Regions from separate parts of the Homo sapiens genome. Here region 1 is linked to region 2. A link is a contact called in ENCODE Hi-C or POLR2A ChIA-PET data. All regions are on one chromosome and are shown on one strand. The core of a region is the stretch at or near the end of the contact, and the rest is flanking DNA. Distances in the headings are between cores, read along the strand shown.

Evidence for each region. A loop is a pair of places that touch in the nucleus more often than their neighbours do. ChIA-PET counts read pairs that join two places held with the same protein, here RNA polymerase II (POLR2A). Pooled maps may share reads with other maps.
Region 1: a loop to region 2 is called in a pooled map, with 2.3 times the contacts of the local background. The contact joins two enhancer-like sites. A Hi-C loop is called at or near these places in 3 of 168 maps with a recorded cell type or tissue (endothelial cell of hepatic sinusoid, heart left ventricle and right lobe of liver) and 3 of 50 pooled maps. POLR2A ChIA-PET finds 5 or more read pairs at or near these places in 3 of 52 experiments (H1, HepG2 and MCF 10A).

What each region holds. Positions count from the first base shown.
Region 1 is chr20:17,632,000-17,638,674 of GRCh38, forward strand. RRBP1 (ribosome binding protein 1) reads right to left here. Exons shown (of 25, transcript NM_001365613.2): 6 at 4,578-4,730; 7 at 3,547-3,665; 8 at 1,461-1,614. Among named protein-coding and RNA genes, the nearest start is that of RRBP1, 47 kb to the right of the region's middle. RefSeq lists enhancers at 3,869-4,742, 4,743-5,616. Within about 2 kb of position 2,297, at least 14 of the 41 ENCODE cell types and tissues checked have a DNase peak (open chromatin) inside an H3K27ac peak, as active enhancers do; they include heart left ventricle and right lobe of liver, where a contact is called at or near this core.
Region 2 is chr20:17,892,756-17,899,555 of GRCh38, forward strand. No RefSeq gene overlaps it. Among named protein-coding and RNA genes, the nearest start is that of SNORD17, 67 kb to the right of the region's middle. RefSeq lists enhancers at 2,755-3,431, 3,086-3,225. Within about 2 kb of position 3,001, at least 26 of the 41 ENCODE cell types and tissues checked have a DNase peak (open chromatin) inside an H3K27ac peak, as active enhancers do; they include heart left ventricle and right lobe of liver, where a contact is called at or near this core.

The DNA of each region.
Region 1 (6,675 bases), core at 1,047-3,546, 260 kb before region 2:
GCACTCTGGGTGTAATAGCATGGTTAACTCCCACAGTCACCCTGCAGGACAGCTCCTACTATCCTGTCCATAGTACAGATGGGAAAACTGAGGCTCTGAAATAACTTGCTAGGAAGTGGCAGAGCCAGGACCTGAACCCGACAGCTGGCGCCAAAGGCCTCACTGTCAATCACAGACTTGACAGGCACAGAATCTTTGGTGTCAGACTGGAGAGCAGGGAATCCTCTGCCCAGCCCCAGGCTGTGGACAAGGACCCTGAGTCTGGAGAGGACAGGAGATACTGGGAGCCTGGGGGCCCTGGCTAGATCCTTCGTAGGAATGACACGTGATGGTGACAGACCAAGCCCAGTTCCAGGCCCAGATGGACCACAACCGTCCAGGAGCCTTTAAAACACAATCATGGGCAGGCACACCCCACAGCTTCTCAACTCCCTCTTCTGAGTGGGTCTGCTTCACATGAACATCAGAAAACACCAAATTATCCATCTCAATTCCACCCCAATTCAAACTGTTTCTTTGTCCATGTTCTCTTTTAGTCCTTGCACACGCTCAAACATCACTCTTAAAATTTCGTGTCTGTTCTAGTTCCAAGAGGCAGCACTAATGCCCCCACGCACTACAGCCTGGTTTCAATGATGGGACAGAAAAAGGGCCCTAAGCCCCTGGGGTCTCATTATCCAGAAAAGTTAAACCCAAGTGGGCATGACATCAAGGTGCCTCATGCCCTGGGTAACAGCCCTATGTGGGGTCCACCTGCCCAACACAGGCCAGCAGACGGATGGGAATTCATCAGGCAAGGCCTCTGGGCTGGGAAAACATGCTGCATGCTGCCCGTGTCCCCCTGGGGACAGGGGGACAATCTTCCTCCCTCTGAAGGAGAACAGGCACCCTCCTGGGAAAAAAGGCCTCAAGGCCACACCCAGAAGCTGAGAAAGAAGAAACCCCACTGGCCTTGAAGCCAGAGGCTGCGTCCACAGCCTGTGGGCTCAGCTGGCTGCTCCAGAGCTGCAGTACCACAGTGGGGGCAAGTATGGGAGGAAAAACACGGCTCCAGAGCGAGACTTGGGGTTCAAATTCTGCTTCTGCCATGTCCTGGCTGGGTGAACTTGAGGTAGTTGCTGAACTTCTCTGCACCTCAAACTCCCTTATGGGTAAAAATGCAGACACTACCAGTGCCTACCTCATAGGGTTACAAGGAAAAGTGGCTGAGTTAACGCTTGAAAATGCTCAGAACAGTGCTTAGCATACAGAAAGCTCCCGCTTGATGCCAGCTGTAACTACTACCAAGGAGACTAAGGTGAAGAGTTTGAGCCCCAGCCCTGCAGACACCATCATCTGTCCCAGTCAAGGCTAGAAACGGGTGCCCAGTGTGGCACGGCCAGCCTGGGCCCATCCCCGCTATGCAGACAGGCTTGCTGGGCAGTGAACAGGGCACTGAGGCGGCCACTGCCCCGACTCACCTGCAGCTGCAGGACCTGCTTCTCGAAGGCAGCTGCCTTGGCTTCCAGAGCTTTCCGCTGCTGCTCATCTTGCCGCACAGCCTCTGACTTCTCCACCAGCTCTTTGCTGACCTTGCTGAGCTCCTGCCGAAGCTTGGCCAGCTCTGCGTTCTGCCTGCAAGACAGTCACCAGCCCGACTAATGGAAAGAAAAGGGTGATGGGATCGGTGGTCCAAGCCCTCCCTCCAGGACTCCAGCTCTCTTGTAAGTAAGCAGTTGCCCAAGTCTTGAAGCCATTACCAAAGCCACTTTTCCATTATCAGCTGTGTGGGGTTGGGCATGTGTTTTGTTGAAGACATTGTTTTACCTATATAGTGCATGAACCAGAGACAGCATAGAGCAAATGTGCACTAAAGCATCCCAGGGGAGCCCCTCCCAGAAACAGCCAGAAATTCACAGAAAACGGCAACACAGTTCTGGGTGCAAACCAGCCTTGAGATGAAGATCCACCCGCCTTGACGCCCTGTAGGCCTGTGGGCAGCAGCCCACGGAGTCCACGCGCCCCCTCACTGGCCAGCTGGACCAGGGCCAGGCTGGGGAGGCTGCCCAAAGCCAGAGCCTGAGGTGCTTACAAAACAGACCCTTCAGGACTGCACTTCAAAAGCTGGGTCTCAGGAGCTGGGAGGAATGTTCCGGAGTTACAGAAGGAGACTTAAAGGAAAAGGGGGCAGCTGGAGGCCTGCCTTTCCAGCGTAAGGCGTGTGATCAGGATGCCACTCCCTCACTAGCAGACGCTGCCTCAAGGCCAAAGACTGACTGTCCAACCAAGGGACACCACCAGACGAGACTGTCCCAAACCCTGGGACGCAGCACCAGGCCAGGCGGAGCTGGGAAACCGGGCTGAGGCTAGATTTGCTCTGCTGCCTGCGGGGTGGTGGGTCCCACCTCTCTGACTTGGGGGCTGCCTCGTCTGTACCGGGGAGGCCACACCAAAGCCCACTGTAGGTCCATCAGCTCCATGCTTCACAAGGCCAAGGTTCAAGTGACCTAGGAGGGAGGCGGAAGGTCGTGTGGTGCCCTCAAGATGGACTGGGAGCTCTGAAGTGGGCCTGGGAAAACACATCCCGCTGCTGAGAGCCACCCACCAGCCAGAGCTTCTGGACTGGCAGGGCCACTGCCTCAGCGTGACAAGTCTCCTGGCTTTAGAGCCTTACCCATTAAGGAGGCCACAGCAGATCCTATGTGGGGAGACGCCAGAGAATTTCTCAGTCCCCACATATGCCTTCTGCTGTGGCTTTTGGGGAAACAGCAGCCACAAACCTCCAACCAGCCGATGGCTCAGGAAGGGGACCCAGAGGGGACAGGCAGAGGGGAAGGCAGCTGCTGGATCTCACTCCACGTCAGAGGGAGCCATAGTCAAAACAGATACTTGGCCCAGCTCCCCTCCCTGTCCAGCTCCCACACTGGACTTCCCCTGACCCGACTCCCAGACAAGGACTAAGGGTGCCAGCGTGCTCTGCTGTGGTCAGCCCCTGCCTTGGTGAGAGCAGAGGCTTTCGGGATAACACAGAGCTCTGCCAAGTCCCTGCAGGACACTTCGGACCAGAGAAAGCAAAGAAATGTACAACTAAAGACACTGCAGTGGGTTTCTCGAGGGCTGCCACTGAGGGTGTAATGCTTAAATCAGGGAAGCAGAAGTGCGGCTGTACTCAACTCCGGAGGGGAAGTGCACCCTCCGGCCCACTTGCTGTGGGCTGCGGTGCTTCAGCAACTCAGAGACAACACTGAGATGAGAACCCCGCTAGGCAGGTGGGTGCTGGAAACCCTCCCTAGTACCAGTGCATCTGAAGCAAGGGTGTTGCAGAGCAGGAGGCTGTGCTCCAGGGCACAGTCGAGGCCCACCACCAGCCACCACAGGGACGCTGGGCCACCTGTTAGAAGACTCAGGGGCCCAGAACCCAGACGGGAGATGGAAGGTCAGGACGGCTCCGCACACATGTAGGGCCCATGCCTGGCTCTTGTGCCAGCTGCCCTGGCCGCAGCCTCGTGAAGCCTTCCTCGCTCCAGGGCCCTTGGGGAGGTGCTGAGGCAGGAAAGCTCAGCTTACTTGCTCTCCACCTGGCTCGTGGCCTGGTTCAAGGCATCCCGCAGGATGGAGTTCTCCTGCTGCAGGCGGGCCAGCTGCGTGTTGGGGCCATTCTCCAGCTGCTCCTGAAGAGTCCGGATCTGGAAAGTCACGGGCAAGGGCATCAGAGGCAGCTCGGCCTCACACACAGAACTGACTTCTGAGCAGTGGTTAGTGAAGACACAGCCCACAAAAGAAAACCCCCAAAAGCCTCCACCTTTTCCACGTGGAAGTTAAGAGGATCCCATAAAACAAGAGGCCTGAAAATTGCGAAGCTTAAGCGGCCAAGCATGACTCCCACACCCAGCGACACCTCTCTCCCTCCTCACTGCTCATGGCCTGCCCAAGGCTGAACACTCAGCCCAGGGTCTCTGACACACCCCATGAACATCTGCCTCCAAGGTCACATGGTTGACTGTTCTAAGACAAAGCACATGCACCGCCTCTAACCCCCCTGAGGAAGCCTCGATTCCTGCCCTCTGACCTCCAGCACGTCCTGAGACATGCAGCAGGGAGGAGGTCGCAGCCCACTATGAGCAGGGTGCAGGCTTCAGACTTTGACTACAGGGCCAGTCTGGGCAGCCGCCCAGTGCTGGCCGCTGGAGCTGTGTGATTTTCAGGCCTTGGTATTATGGGATCCTCCCCACCATGTGGAAAGAAGATAGAGCCTGCGTTTCTCTAGGTTCACATGAAGGGTGAGAACTTCACAGACACCCAGGAGGCAGGGAAACAGGGCTGGCCATCTGAGACTAGGCTCTTTTGAAAAGTGTTCTTTAAAATGTATTTCATACCTCCCTGGCTTTTAACATTATACACACACTTGGGCTGCCAGACCCTGTCCAGCCAAATGCAACAGCCCCTGGACTCCTAAACCTGACCAGACCTTACAGACCCCTGTGGGCATCCTCAACCCCCTCCTCATGCCTCACCCTTTGGGCCTCTCTGGCTCCCTCCGTCCTGGACCTGGACTGGGTCCTGTCCCTTCCCATGCCCCCGCCAGCCACTACACCCACCTTGCCCTGCAGCTGCTGCACCTCCTTCACGTGCTCCCGGTAGCTGGCCTGCATGCGTGCCTGCACAGCCGTGATCTCCTGCTCCCGGGCCACCAGCTGCTTTTTCACTTTGGCCTCCCCGGCTGCTGCTTTGGCCTTTTCTGCTGCCATCTCCTGGGGGGAAAGTAGCAGAGAGAGGGGCTGGTAAGCCTTGCAGGGCAGGAGCCTATCAGAAGGGAGCAAGAGCATCACCCGAGCTGGGAGGCTGGAGAGCAGAGCACAGACCCCTCCTGCTGGCCGGGTTCTCAGCTAGACTCAAGCCAGCTGCAGTGGGAACGACGACAGACAACAAGGGATCCCTGGAAACCCTGCTGGCCCTGGCCGGTTGTGGGCTCAATGTCAGGCCTTGGCCACAGTGGAGGTGGCAGATGCGGCAGGAACAGCAGAGACACACGGTGCTGTCCCTGGCTCTCCAGGGCACTGGCTCGGCCCTGCTGTGATGACAACACCCCAGCTTGACTCAGTCACCAACATCCAGGGCCCCTGGGACACCTACTTCTACTCAAGTGCCTTCATCAGGACTGAAAGGCACCAAGCCCTGATGGCTAGGGTGGGGGTGGGGCCAGCTGCCAGTTCCGCCGTGGCTGGGGGTAGGGCATGCATCTCTGCAGGCGGTCGCTCTGTCCTCCACCCAGGGGGACATCGGCTCCGATCAGTGCCAGATACCCACAGGTGAACATGGATGCCGAGTCTGGGGGGTCCGGCGTCTCCAGCAGGGACAGAGCAGGATGGGAAGGCTGGCCATGGTCTGTGTCATCCCAGAGGGATGGCCTCAACCAGAAACCATAGGGAGGCAGGGTGACAACTCAAGGAAAGGTTGACACAATGAGCCCCTGGGGTGGGGGTGTTCCCTGTCTAGCAGGCCTGGACAGACCAGCACTGATGTGATGTGAATACATATCATAAACACAGCAGGCCTGAGTGACCAGGGCACAAGCGTCCCACCAGCGTCAAGGCTGCTCCATGGGCAGTGGGCCAGGAGTGAGGAAGTCCGTCCCCTCCCCAGACCAGGACTATAGGGAGGCCTGTCCCAAAGGCCAGAGTGTCCCTCTTGCCTGAGATGGGAAAGAACCCTGAGGAGGAGCCACTGGGTGCTGGTGCTGTTCCGTGCTCCTGGTACTCTCTGGGACCTCCTGGGACCCTTGGCCTCACTTTTCAAAGACAATCATCTTTTTGGCTCTGCCCGGGGTGAGAGGCCCACAGGAACCTGCAGGTCTGCTTCACTGATTAGCTACAGAAGTGGGGGGCGGGATGAGCTGACACTGCGCCCCAGCACTGTCCCATTTAATTTTCTCTGGAAGACGAGGATTACAATCCCCATCCAAGCTGAGGTCACAGAGCCTTGGAGAGGACACACTTGTCCAAGGCTGGGGAGCAGCTCTAAGAGGCAGGGGTGGGGCCCAAACCTAGGACTGTACAAGACCAAGGGGTTCCCAGAAAGGGGAGGAATGAGGACGCCTGCCCTTCTGTGTGGGCTGGGAAGCCCCTGGGGAAAGGGAGGACAGCTTAGCGGTGATTCCAGGACCCCTCCGCACTTCCTCCTCTAACACACGTGGCCCCACCGGCCCACTGCTGGCAGACAGGTGTGGTAGAGATGGCTGGAAGCCTCCCAACACCAGCAGAGAGGAGGCCGCTCTCTTTGCTGAGTTTCCGACACAACGGCCCTTCCAAGTAGATGGTCCAGCCTTGCGAAGAAACCAAAGCTCATGGAGACCAGGCATTCCCACAGCCACATGGATGGCTGGTTGGGAAGCCACACTTGGGTCATCCTCAGCCCTCCTCTGCCACCTGGAGACACCCTTCCCAGCCCTGGGCAGGCCTCGTGCAGTTCCAAGGTCCACCCCGCTCAGGGTCTGCAGACCCCTATCTCCTGGGGGTCAGCGTCCCAAGGCCGCCAGGATTCAATGGGATCTTCCCCCTCTTTTGCCTCTAGGCTTTTTAAAGAGCAGAGAAAAGTCACTTGTCCTCAGTGCAGCTGTTTAGCTCTCTATGGTTTCTTTTTCTTCAAAGAGCTCAGAGACCCAGGGTTCCTTCTGCTTGTCAAATTCTTAATTCAGTT
Region 2 (6,800 bases), core at 1,751-4,250:
TACACTGTTGGTGGGAATGTAAATTAGTACAGCCACTAGGGAGAACAGCTTGGAGGTTCCTCAAAAAACTAAAAATAGAACTACCATATGATCCAGCAATTCCACTGCTAAAAATATACCCCCAAAAAAGGAAATCAGCATAATGAAAGGATATCTGCACTTCCATGTTTGTTGCAGCTCTGTTCACAATAGCCAAGATTTGGAAGCCACCTAAGTGTCCATCAACAGATGATTGGATAAAGAAAATGTGGTACATATACACAATGGAGTACCATTCTGCCATAAAAAAGAATGAGATCCTGTCATTTGCAACAACATGAACGGAACTGGAGGTTCTTATGTTAAGTGAAACAAGCCATGCACAGAAAGACAAACTTCACATGTCCTCACTTATTTGTGGGAGCTAAATATTACAACAATTGAACTCATGGTGATAGAGAGTAAAAGGATGGTTACCAGAGGCTGGGAAGGGTAGTGGGGTGGGGGTAGAGTGGGGATGGTTAACGGATACAAAAATATAGTTAGATAGAATAAATAAGATCTAATATTTGATAGCACAACAAACTGACAGCAGTCAACAATAGTATATTATACATTTAAAGACAACTAAGAGTATAACTGGATTGTTTGTAACACAAAGAAAGGATAAATGCTGGCTGGATGCAGTGGCTCATGCCTGTAATCCCAGCACTTTGGGAGGCTGAGGCGGGTGGATCATGAGGTCAGGTGTTCAAGACCAGCCTGGCCAACATAGTGAAACCACATCTCTACTAAAAATACAAAAAAAAAAAAGGGAAATTCAGATACACGTTACAACATGGACGAATCTTGAGGACATTATGCTCAGTGAAATAAGCCAGTCACAGAAGGACACATACTGCATACAAGGTACCTAAAGTGTCAAATTCACAGACAGAAAGTAGAATGTGGTTGCCAGGGCCTGCAGAGAGAGGGAATGGGGAGTTATTTAATGGGTATAGAGTTTCAGTTTTGCAAGATGAAAAGTTCTATTACACAACAAGGTGCAAACAGTTAATACTACTGTACTATACACTTATAAATGGTTCAGATGGTAAATTTTATGCTATGTGTTTTTTTTACTACAATTAAAAATAAAATTGTCTCATCAAGGAGCAAGCACCCTGGGGTTTTCATACAACTCCCATCCCTCGCCCACCAGCTGAGAATCACTCTTGAGGTGTTAACTCCCCACACTCCAAGGGCCATAGAGCATGCCCTGTAGAGAGATACAGGGAGCCACAGGCACACATGGAATGGTCTGAGGTCACCTCCCAGTGCCCGGGAGACATTGGGGCACTGACCACATCTGCCATATCATTTACCTTTGAGTCCTCTGTAAAACAGGAATGATAAATACCTACCTCGATAGACCAGTTGCAAAGGCTACTTTGAACATACGCAGACTTAGACTTAACACAGTGCCTGGCCCACAGTTAAAATGTTATAATCAGGCTGGGTGGTGTGATGGCTCCCACCTGTAATCCTAACACTTTGGGAGGCTGAGGTAGGAGAGTTGCTTGAGCCCAGGAGTTCGAGACCAGCCTGGTCAACATAGCAAGACCCCATCTCTACAAAACTTTTTAAAATTAGCTGGATGTTCATCTGAGATGTGAGGATCTGAAAAAAAAAATTAGTCTGATGGGCTGGCCCACGCCTATAGTCCCAGCTGCTTGGGAGGCTGAAGCAGGAGAATCCCTGGAACCCTGGAGGTTGAGGCTGCAGTGAGCTATGATGGTGCCACTGCATTCCAACCTGGGTGACAGAGTGAGATTCTGTCTCTAAATAAATAAATAATTTAAAAATTAGTGGGGTGGCTGGGTGCAGTGGCTAACACCTGTAATCCCAGCACTTTGGGAGGCCGAGACAGGCGGATCACCTGAGGTCGGGAGTTCAAAACCAGCCTGACCAACATGGAGAAACCCCGTCTTTACTAAAAATATAAAATTAGCCGGGAGTGGTGGCACATGCCTGTAATCCCAGCTACTCGGGAGGCCGAGAGGCAGGAGAATCGCTTGAACCTGGGAGGCAGAGGTTGCAGTAAGCTGAGATCCCGCCATTGCACTCCAGCCTGGGCAACAAGAGCGAAACTCCGTCTCAAAAAAAAAAAAAAAAAATTAGCAGGGCATGGTGGCACACACCTGTAGTCCCAGTTACTTGGGAAGCTGAAGTGGGAGGATCCCCTGAGCCCAGGAGTTCCAGGCTGCAGTGAGCTATGAACAAGCCACTGCACTCACTCCAGCCTGGGCAACACAGCAAGGCTGTCTCTTAAAACAAACAAAAAGACTATAATCATTGTACACATCTGCCTTGTCTATTGGCAGGAACAGCGCCAGGACGGCAGGGGAAGAGCTCCGTTTCCCTCCCTGCTCTGGCTCCCTTTAAAGGTGGCTGCCTCTCAGCCTCCTGGCCCACCCGGCCTTCAGGGCCACAGGCCTCAAGCCAGCTGGACACCTCACACCGGACAGCTCTGCCCTGGGAATCCTGGAACCCCCTGCTAGTAGGCGCCACGACCCAGGTCGAGGAATGCCCTCAGCACAGAGACTGTCCCCTGGGGCAGCTCGCCCTACTGCCTGATAAGGGCGGCTCCTTCGCGGCTCCCAGACTCTGGAGCCTGCGGGCTGGGCTGCAGCCAAACGCAGACACCCCTCTAATGCCGACAGCCTGGCCCCCTTACCCTGTAGCTCTCCGCCCTCAGGATGCATTCTTCCCCAGAAGCTCCCTGCCCACCCCCACCTGGAAGGCCTCCCTCGTCTGAATCAGGGCGCACACAGCTGAGTCTCCAGCGCGGACACCCCGTCACCCCAACACCCTTCTCCTCCCCCCGAACAACCGCTTACGATTTTTAGAAATCAGTAAAATACATGCCCAGCTCCAAACTTTTGGAAGCGCCTCAGAGTTTTGCAGAGCATAGCAGTGGTTCTGGGCTCCCCAGTGCACCCCAGACTTGGCTCCCTCCTGCCCAGCCCACAGCCGCGTCCCGAGAGTGAAGGGGAAGCACAGGCAGCCCTTTCCGCCGCCCCCGCTGGCATGACATCACCTTCCCCACGCCGAGAAGCTGAAGTCTTTCTCATTTTGTTTCATGCTCCAAGCGCAGCTTTAAAAACCTTTCCTGGAGGTGGGGAGGGAAAATACCCAAAATATTAGCCGTGGCTACAGCTGGGTGTAGGATGCAGGGAGTTACTGTTTCCTTCTTTATACGTTTGTATTTTCCACAATGACCACATTCTATTTTTTATTGTCAGGAAAACGAATGAGTGTTTTTTAAGTAAGCAATTTAGAAGCCTATTTGGTTGCCTTCAGCATTTTTCAGGGCCTCAGCTCGTTTCTGGAGCCAGCTTTTCAGCCGCTCTTCTCTCCGTTCTCTCGCTCTCTGAGTGGAGTTCTCTGCCTTCCACCCTTTGCTTCTGTCCTTTGAAAATGTGAGCGAAGCACAGTTGCTTGTGCAAACCACACCAGCCTCCTGAGATCCTCTCGATTTTCCTTCTCACTGGGAATATTTTTCATCAGAATTTATTCTCCCAAACTAAGAAAGGGACCTCATGTCCCCGCTCATCTGATGCACTGAGAACACAGCATCATTTTCCCAGTATTCTTGCCAAGAATACACAACCTGAGGCTTATCATGAGGAAACATCAGGCAGACCCAAACTGAAGGACATTCTACAAGAAAACTGCGTGGACTCTTCAAAAATGTCAAGGTCAGGAAAGACAAAGAAAGCCCAAGGAACTGTCGCCGATTGGAGGAGATTAGAGACAGGGCAACCAACTGCAGCACGTGATCTGGGATATTGTGTTGCTATAAAGGACATTACTGGGACAGTTGGTGACATCTAAATCTGAATACGGTCTGTAGATTAGCTAATTGTATTGAATCAGTGTTCGTTTCCTGACTTAGTCACTGCACTGTGGCTGTGTAGCAGAATGTCCTTTACTTTTTAGGAATTATACACTGAAGCTTTGGGAGATAGAGGGCATCACATCTGCAATTTACTCTCTTATGATTCAGAAAAATATATATATTTGTACACACAGACAGAGAAAACAGTAAGGCAAATGTGGCAAAAATGTTAATATTTGGGGAATCTTGATGAAGAGTTTAAAAAAAAATCCTTTTGTTCTGTTCTTAGAATTTTTCTGTAAGTCCCTTTGCTTCTGACCTCTGGGTTAATGCAGTTGACACAACAGCCTGACTCCTAGGCTGACTGCTGACTAATTCTTTGCTTGATGCTCTTGACCTTGGACTGTGTCCTCCCCCGATTTAGCCCCTGTAGAGACAGTGAGCAGGAAGACTAGTTTGGTGAATAATAAATCCGCTGTCACTGCCACCATCACCACCAACAGGGGCAGAGGGACTTTTGCTGAGCACTCACTATGTAAGTCAATGCTCCCATACCCTGAGTGATGTACACAGTACTTCACTCAGTCCTCACAGTAGTCTTCTGAGGTTGCCATTACAATCCCCAATCTACAGATAAAGAAACTGAGGCTCAGAGAGATGAACTCACTTACCTAACGTCACAGCAGCTATTAAGTGGCAAGGCCAGAATTGACCCACAAATCTCTAGAACCCCACAGTCTTACACTAATCTGCCCTGACACTGGTAAGGAGACTGACTGGCTGTACTCTGTTCTGATATTTTCTCTCCTGATTCTCCTTTGCTGAAATAATAGAAACAAAAATAATTGTACCAGCCATAAAAAAATGAAATCCTGTCATTTTCAACAACATGGATGAACTTGGAGGACATCATATTAAGTGAAATAAGCCAGACACAGAGAGACAAATACTGCATGATCTCACTCATATGTGGAATCTAAAAAAAAAAAAAAAAAAAATTGATCTCATAGAAGAAGAGTCAGAGAGTCCAACAGTGGTTACCAGAGCCTGGGAAGGGCAGGGGAGAGGGGAGGATGGGGAGAGGTCGGTCAACAGGTACAAATTACAATTAGATGGGAGGCATAAATTCTGGGGTTCTGTTACACAGTAGGGTGGCTATGGTTAACAGTAAGATATTGTATATTACAAAATAGCTAGAGGAGAGGCTTTTGAATGTTCTCACCACAAGGGAATGATAAATGCCTAAGGTGATTGACATGCTAACTACCCTAATTTGACCATTATACAATATATGTATTAAAATATCAAACTGCACCCCATACCTATGTACAATGATAATGTGTCAATTAAACTAATTAATTTTAAAAAATTATTATAAAGCTATGCTGCTCCATAGAGTGACCACATGTAGCTGTTTAAATTTAATAAGGCTGGGCATGATGGCTCATGCCTGTTATCCCAGCACTTTGGCAAATCAAAGCAGAGAATTGCCTGAGGCCATGTGTTCAAGACCAATCTGGGCAACACAGTGAGATCCATCCCTAGAAAAAATAATTTTAAAATGAGCTGGGTGTGGTGATGCTTGCCTATAGTCCTAGCTTGACTGGGAGTTTGAGGCTGCAGTGAGCTATGGCATGCCACTGCACTCCAGCCTGGGCAACCAAGCTGAGCTCTGTCTCTAAAAATTAATCAGTTAATTAATTAATTAATTAGAATTAAGTAAAATCTGAAATTCAGTTCCTCAGTCTCACTAGCCACATTTCAACTGCTGATTAGCTCCATGTGGCTTGTGGCTACAATTATTGGACAGAGCAGATTGTAAAACATTTCTAACACGGCAAAAAGTTCTATTGGACAATGCCGTTCCAAAAACTTTTACATGTGTTCATGAAGATACAAAAAATGAAAAATAAACAAAAAAAAATTTACATACCCTTCACTGACCAAGATAATTTTTTATTCAAAGTTAACTTATTTTTAAGATAAAACTTCAAACACAAAATTGACTTCAACACTGTTCTCACTTGTCACACAGAAACCAACTTTTCAGCCGCGGCAGCATCAGGTGTTAGGGAGAGACACCTCCTGGCAGCACATGGAATTACAACCTAGCACAATCAGACACTGGAACCAGCCAGGGACTGGGTTTCAGCAGCCATCGGTGGAATACCAGGAGATTCCCAAGAGTGGGAGAAAAATCCCATACCAAGAAACAATCATGGATAAGGCACCAGGAAGACATACTAGGTTACAAAAGCCCATCCAAGGCCAGGCGCAGTGGCTCACGCCTGTAATCCTAGCACTTTTGGAGGCCAAGGCGAGCAGATCACTTGAGGTCAGGAGTTCGAGACAAAAGCCCATCCACCACCAGACATAAATCTCCTGTGTCACATCCCTCAAGCCATGCATGGCTGCACAGAGATACATAATAATAAGTGTCGGTCATTTGAATAAATAAATGATTGATTGATTAATTCTGATTATTTCAGAACTCTACCATTAAGCATTTTATTGTCTTCTTTAACATTCTTTTTCAGTTGGACACATATTATGAAGGGAATGTAGAGCTGGGATTTACTGCTTCAAACAACTTAGCTGACACAGAAGTGTTCGATGATCAAGGAACGTCTGGACTTTAGCAAAATCATCAAGAACAAGAAAACATCAAGATGAGTTTCTGGTAAAGCATAAAAAGAAGTTCCTGGCTAGGCACGGTGGCTCACGCCTGTAATCTCAGAACTTTGAGAGACCAAGGAGGACAGATCACTTGAGTCCAGGAGTTTGAGACCAGCCTGACCAACATGGTGAAACCCCGTCTCTACTAAAAATACAAAAAGTAGCCAGGCATGGTGGTGTACATCTGTGATCTCAGCTACTCAAGAGGCTGAGGCACGAGAATCGCTTGAACCTGGGATGCAGAGGTTGCAGTGAGCTGAGATCA